Linked DNA regions of Homo sapiens: region 1 is linked to region 2. The links are chromatin contacts, found by Hi-C or POLR2A ChIA-PET in ENCODE. All regions are on one chromosome and are shown on one strand. Each heading gives the region's core, a stretch centred on a gene start or an enhancer-like site at or near the end of the contact. The rest is flanking DNA. Distances are from core to core; before and after follow the strand shown. Region 1 holds the start of LINC00674 (long intergenic non-protein coding RNA 674). Region 2 overlaps BPTF (bromodomain PHD finger transcription factor).

Region 1 (3,708 bases), core at 516-3,015, 140 kb before region 2:
AAAACTGTCATGAAGGTAATACATTATCTAAATTGCAGCCAACATACACATTCAAGCTAAATTCTCAAATACCAAATTCACTGCAAGTTTTCATCCAGCAAGTTTAGCCAGTGGACTGGGATGTGACACACAAGCATTCAACTGCAAAATTAGTCCAAATAAATCTCAAAGTCTAGTGTGGGCAAATATAATTACAGTTTATTAGTACATGTGCACGCACACACAAATCCTCTACGGAAAATTATCTTTCTCACCACTCACCCAAATATAAACGTGGACAATTTATCAGGGGTAAATGGTGAAGGTAGGATAACGCCGTGATTCCAATTCCTTCTCAAACCAAATACAAGTTCTCCTAAAACGGGGGTGGCATGTCCCTGTAAGAATACCAAAAATGGCACTGTAAGCAAAACGTACCTGTAATGTTAAAGATTTCATGCACCTGGAATCATAAACACTTTGTAAGTGTAGTCTTCTATCTAGCAACCCCTCTGGACACTCTTTTCCATTTCGAAAAAGGAAGGGGGAGGGTGGGGAGAGTAACAGAAAGTTTGTTCGAAAATTTGTATGAGGACATACTTAGAATTGTACCCTCTCCGCCCCCCCACCAAAAAAAAAAGTGTGTTTTTAAAGCAGGTCTGGAGCTAGAAGTGAGACACAAGTTCTGCGGCCTATAAGGAACAACCCCCAAACATGCCACCCTACAATCAGACACTTCCAAAACACAGTGTACAATGAGCCCAAGCCGTCGGATCAGACAGGCACACCGGAAGTCAACCTGTCTCCCCTCCTCAGAGAGACGTGAGTTTAAGGTGTGTGACCCTGGCAGCGGTGGCCGGCGGCGGGGAGTAAAGGTTTTTCACGCGGGCATAAGTGGGTGTGTGCAAGGTAACAACCCGGGAACACAGACGCACACCCTCCCGTTAAGCGCTCCATCTTTAAGGAGTGTTTACTGCGCGCAGTCAGCAACCGAATTCAATAATCCTCGCCACGGGAGCTCTTCATCCCCTTCACGATCTCACCTGGGCGGTAGCCCAGGGGCTGTTCCCCGAGCCCCGGGAGGCAGCGTCGGGCTCCTTGACCAAGACTTTCCGACCTGAAATCCGCCTGCGATGCGAACTGGTGTACCCTCCCCTCCACAAAACACCACCCCCCCGCCCCGAGTCATCCTCGGCTTTTTAAACAATGTCCAAACCGGAACAAGTGGTTTTCCAATTGCTCTCTCTGAACTAGGCCTTCCCACACCTCCGACCCCCAACTCACCACTGATCGCGACCCTGGCCCTTCCCAAGGCCACAAGCACCCCTGCCAGCTCGCCCACCTCGCGGCTGCCCAGCCCGGCCCGCCGCGCCCCCTTCACCTGTCAGGCGCACTTCGACAGGCCCGTTCCTACGGCCTCCGAGGTTAGACATGTCCCTGGCGGCTGGGGCGGCGGGCGGGACGGGGGCGACGGCGAGGCGCGGCGGAGTCACCACAGCGGCCGGGGCTGGGGCCCGAGCAGCCGGCGACGCGACTGCAGCGGCCTGAGGGTCCCGGATGTGCCAAGCGTCGTCGCCATGAGCCGCGGAGGGAGCGGACGCCACGGCCTTTCCCTCCTCTAGGCGAGGCCTAGTAGCGGACAGGGCTGGTCAGCTGAGGTGGGCGGTGCTCGGCGGCACGGGAGCAGGACTGTGGACTTGGCCGCTTCCTCCTCCACCCGCCCCCTTGTCTGAGTGACGCCGGACCTGAGGCCGCCGCGGCCATTTGTCGGCTCCGGGGGGGCGAGGGGGAGATGGGAGGCGGGGCCGGTGGGGTCAGCGGGGCGGGGCCGGCGGGCGCGCGCCAGATGCCCGGAGCGGGCACCGGCACTGAGGGAAGGTGTGAGCTGCCGCCGAGGGTCCCAGGCGGAACGCGGGAAGGGAGCAGGCAAGGAGCAAAGTGGCGGCGGGAGCGGCAGCTGTGACCCCTGGAGGGGTTTAGTGTCCGGTCCACTCAAGGGAGAGTTTTAGACCAAGCAGGGCCGACTGCATTTATTAGACGCCCACAGCATGCAGGGCGCTCCAAGAGGCTGGGGCGAGGAAAATTAGAACCAAGTCTGCTACCCGCCGGGAACTTGTCGTATTTCTGGCGAGGGAAGAGACAGCATTCCCACGCCGATGGTTCCAGCAAAGCCCCAGGAGTGCTGTTCCTGGTCTTGTAGTTGACGCCTCCATCCGGGACTCACCTGGTGGAGAAAATCGGGTTACCTGCAGAGTCCCGCTCTTTTCAGGTGCAGCCAAGGATAGGGAGATGATACGTCTTAAAGAATTAACAAGATAAACCTTGGAGTAACGTATGAAGAGTTGTTCATACACTACTGTATTTATCTCAGGAGCAGAAAGATAACAACTTTCTAAAGATGTACCATATCCTTTGACCTTGTAACTATACTGCTAAAATTTTTTTTTTTAAGACAGGGTCTCCCTGTCACCCAGACTCACTGCAGTCCCAACTTCCCAGGCTCAGATGATCCTCCCACCTGAGCCTCTGCAGTAGCTGAGATCACAGTATGCACCACTACACCCCACTAATTCTTTTATTTTTGGTAAAGACACGTTTAGGAGGGACATTTAGGTTTCTCTATGTTGCCCAGGTTGGTCACGAACTCCTGACCTCAAATGATCTGCCTGCCTTGGCCTCCCGAAGTGCTGGGATTACAGACCTGAGCCACCGCACTCAGCCCTATTGTGTCCAGAATTGGTGGGCTCTTGGTCTCACTGACTTCAAGAATGAAGCCACAGACCCTGGTGGTGAGTGTTACAGCTTTTAAGGTGGCGTGTCAGGAGTTCGTTCCTTCTTGACCTTAAGATGTGTTCGGAGTTTTTTCCTTTAGGTGGGTTCTTGGTCTCACTAGCTCGGGAGTGAAACTGCAGGCCTTGGTGGTGAGTGTTATAGCTCTTAAGGCGACGTGTCCGGCGCTGTTCATCCTTCCCGGTGAGCTTGTTGTCTTACTGCCTTTAGGATAGAAACTGGAGACTTACGTGGTGAGTGTTACAGCTCATAAAAACAGTGTGGACCCAAACAGCAAAAAACTGAAACTTCACACTGTGTAAAGAGACGCGAACGAGTTACCACTGCAGGCTCTGGCAGCCTGCTTTTATTCTCTTATCTGGCCCCACCCTCATCCTGCTGATTGGTAGAGCCAAGTGGTCTGTTTGGACAGGGCGCTGATTGGTGTGTTTACAATCCCTGAGCTAGATACAAAGGTTCTCCACGTCACCATCAGATTAGTTAGATACAGAGTATGGACACAAAGGTTCCCCAAGGCCCCACCAGAGCAGCTAGATACAGAGTGTCGATTGGTGCATTCACAAATCCTGAGCTAGATACAGAGTGTTGATTGGTGCATTCACAAATCCTGAGCTAAACACAGGGTGCTGATTGGTGTGTTTACAAACCTTGAGCTAGATACAGAGTGCTGATTGGTGTATTTACAATCCCTGAGCTAGACATAAAGGTTCTCCAAGGCCCCACCAGAGTAGCTAGATAGAGTGTCCACTGGTGCACTCACAAACCCTGAGCTAGACATAAAGGTTTTCCAAGACCCCACCAGACTCAGAAGCCCAGCTGGCTTCATCCAGTGGATCCCCCACCGGGGCTGCAGGTGGAGCTGCCTGCCAGTCCTGTGCCATGTGCTCGCACTCCTCAGCCCTTGGGTGGTCGATGGGCCTGGGCGCCGTGAGCAGGGGG
Region 2 (3,314 bases), core at 349-2,848:
AATAACTATAATCTTTTTTTTTTTTTTTTTTTTTTGCGATGGAGTCTCACACTCTCGCCCAGGTTGGAGTGCAGTGGCGCCATCTCGGCTCACTGCAAGCTCTGCCTCCCGGGTTCATGCCATTCTCCTGCCTCAACCTCCGGAGTAGCTAGGACTACAGGCGCCCGCCACCACGCCCAGCTAATTTTTTGTATTTTTAGTAGAGACGGGGTTTCACCGTGTTAGCCAGGATGGTCTGATCTCCTGACCTTGTGATCCGCCCACCTTGGCCTCCCAAAGTGCTGGGATTACAGGCATGAGCCACCATGCCCGGCCAAGAACAACTATAATCTAATCATACTGCTTCTCAATCCATGGGGGTGAGAGGAAGTCTCCTTAAAAATAAAATGTATAAAGAAGTGAGTCATGTTAACACTCTTGTGAGTGTGAGATAAGCTGACGTGGTGTGGGGATATGGTAAAGCTCATGGCACTGGTACGTGAAGGACTGCAGTTTGTTAGGCACTTCACTAGACTAGCTGGGAGTCAGTAAATAATCATTCTAAGATTGGAAACTTGAAATCCTAGAAATGCTTCCAAAATTATGCTGGCTGATTTCATTTTGAAATGCTGCACACAGAGGGGTCTCACCTGTAAGGAACGGAGCACCCTCTTCAACCCCTCATAATCCTTCTCTGTTAGTGGCGTGAGCACTGTCATGGCATCCTCTGTTGACTGGCACTGTGGACAGACATACTCATCAATGAGCTCTGCCTCACTTTGCAAGATGCCAACGCAGCGCCCATGGTACCAATTCTGACACCGATCACAGCCAATATAAAATCTGCAAGATCCGAAATGGAAATGTGAGTTCAAAACACATGGGATGATGTTACTTATAATAAAGCATGCACCTGAAAATTTGCTAAACCCTGGGATATAAAATAGTTTTAGTATTATGGTTTTAATACTTTCAAGATTGACATTCCAGTTCATTAATTTAGTATTTTTGATGTTAAGAACAAGCAGTAAAAAAATTTATAAGAACACTGTGTAATACTGGAGAACCAATTTAAAGATAAATATGAAACATTCAATTGATTTTAAAGCTGAAAACAAAGCCAAAAATCTTTCAACTAGTACTGTACCATATGGGTGTTCAAAATCCTATAAGCTAATAACAGAGTCTCAGAGCTTGTACCCAAATTAGTGTTTTTCTAACCTACAATAAAGCACCATTTCAAACACTGATAAAGTCCAAACAAGTCAGGCTATTTTAATCTCATTAATTTCTATGTTACATATTGAAGAATCAAATCTACCATTAAACCACATTTTCCCCAATGTGTCTCAAACATTCACTATGAAGCAAGATAAATTTTGAAGGGTAGGTAAAAAGGGAAAAAGAGAAAAATGAAAAGGAATTTGTAATGTAAGTGTATAATAAATGTAGAAAAAAATCTGCTTTTTATTTTAAAATAAATAAGTAACCAGTCAGAGCAATTTGGCTTCCTAAATTATTAAATATGATGCTCTTATCAGAACTCACTGTGACTCATCATAAGGTGTTCTGCAGATACAGTACAATTCCTCACTGCTGCCCTCTTGTGCCCGTTTACAATCATTACAGATGTACACATCCATTTTCTTAGCCTCCTTTTCTGTGATGCCAACACATTCTCCATGATACCAGTTAGTACAAAGATCACAGCCAATATAGAACCTAAAAGTATTCACAATGAAAATGACAATGTAATTGTCATTTTGAGCTGCATGGTACTTAAATCTGTCTTCCCTGCCTTGATTCACTTTTTTACAGTGTAACTTCCTGCAATGAGTCAGCTAAACATTTCTGAATCCAACCATTCTACTCCTGGCAAACTCCAGTATCTGATGCTCTATCACATGTGGAAACATAAAGTCACTCACATCAGTTTCAACAAGTACACTGCTTAGTGAAATATGGGTCTTTAAAAACATACTGGAATTTGAAAAAAGAAACAACACATTGATGGTAATGTCTTCCTCTGAATGAATGTGTGTAAAACTGTAACAGGCACAAAAACCAAAGCCAAAGAATCAAAGACTTACATCTGTCAAACCTATTCCACAGAAGCCATTTCAATATCAGGGCTATTTCTTAGATAGGTTTGAAAATGTATCTCACAATTTAAATTTGAAAACAAAGCAAAGCGCAAACACCAAGTAGAAGTTACACTACAAGGAACATGCAGGTCAGCCAGGTGTAGAAGATAAATGGTCAAAATATGATATGAAGAAGAAAACTAAGAAAGTACATAGAGTAATTCAATCTCTACCAGGTTTTCTGAATAAACATTGGAATTTAATCGAATTAAAAATAACCTCTCATAATGGAATATGGCACGGGCCAGTTTTCCTGTTAATATAATGTTTGTGACAATGTGGGCAGTGGCCTGGCTAACTAACGGGCAGGGAACGTGGAAGGAGATGCTTCAGTTCAACACCGGGGACAAGGTGTGGAGAATGATGCAAGGATAGTTATCCAAAGCCTGTGAGGGTCTACACTGCTTGGCAAGGGGGAGCTGTGTAAATGTGTGATTGTGGAGAGCAGAGTGGCCTCTGTAACAAAAGACCTAATGACAAAAGGAAAAGTAAATGTAACAAACGCTTACACAGTGTGTCTATAAGTGTTGATAGGCACTGTGTAGGAACACCATGTCAAAGTCATAGTGAGAATTACCATGAATCACAGGGAACCAGACTGGCCTTGCTGATACCATTGGCACTCTTAGTTCTACCAAGGCATTTCTTGGCAGATTCACCTAGAGGAATGGAAGTCGTCCTCAAGCTTCAAATTGACCTGCTTCATGAATGTGAAGGAATAATATATGGTTATGTAGTTTATCCTGTTACCACTAACTTTTTTCTTTTTTTCTTTTGTCTCGCTGTATAGCCCAGGCTGCAGAGCAGGGGCAGGATCACGGCCCCCTGCAGCCTGGACCTCCCAGGCTCATGTGATCCTCCCACCTCAGCCTCCCGAGTAGCTGGGGCTATAGGCATGCGCCACCAGGCCCGGCTTTTTTTCTTTTCTTTTTTTTTTTTGACAGAGCTTTGCTCTGTCTCCCAGGCTGGAGTACAGTGGCATGATCTCGGCTCACTGCAACCTCAGTCTCCCGGGTTCAAGCGATTCTCCTGACTCGGCCTCCCGAGTAGCTGGGATTACAGGTGTGTGCCACCACATCTGGCTAATTTTTGCATTTTTAGTAGAGACAGGGTTTTGCCATGTTGGCCAGGCTGATCTCGAACTCCTGACCTCAGGTGATCCGTCCACCTCGGCCTCCCAAAGTGTTGGGA

The links. A loop is a pair of places that touch in the nucleus more often than their neighbours do. ChIA-PET counts read pairs that join two places held with the same protein, here RNA polymerase II (POLR2A). Pooled maps may share reads with other maps.
Region 1: a map of gastrocnemius medialis shows a loop between it and region 2 (10-fold over the local background). The contact joins the promoter of LINC00674 here to the enhancer-like site in region 2. A Hi-C loop is called at or near these places in 3 of 168 maps with a recorded cell type or tissue (PC-9, ascending aorta and gastrocnemius medialis) and 5 of 50 pooled maps. POLR2A ChIA-PET finds 5 or more read pairs at or near these places in 2 of 52 experiments (T-cell and naive thymus-derived CD4-positive, alpha-beta T cell).

Annotation. Positions count from the first base shown.
Region 1 is chr17:68,099,612-68,103,319 of GRCh38, reverse strand. It overlaps LINC00674 (long intergenic non-protein coding RNA 674), which reads right to left and starts at 1,765. Exons shown (of 6, transcript NR_027418.1): 1 at 1,361-1,765; 2 at 262-377. LOC124904048 (a long non-coding RNA gene) reads left to right here and starts at 1,824. Exons shown (of 2, transcript XR_007065885.1): 1 at 1,824-2,768. RefSeq lists silencers at 1,331-1,490, 1,651-1,710, 1,761-1,900 and enhancers at 866-1,644, 1,645-2,424.
Region 2 is chr17:67,961,720-67,965,033 of GRCh38, reverse strand. BPTF (bromodomain PHD finger transcription factor) reads right to left here. Exons shown (of 28, transcript NM_182641.4): 25 at 630-822. Among named protein-coding and RNA genes, the nearest start is that of C17orf58, 33 kb to the left of the region's middle. Within about 2 kb of position 1,598, at least 5 of the 41 ENCODE cell types and tissues checked have a DNase peak (open chromatin) inside an H3K27ac peak, as active enhancers do; they include PC-9, where a contact is called at or near this core.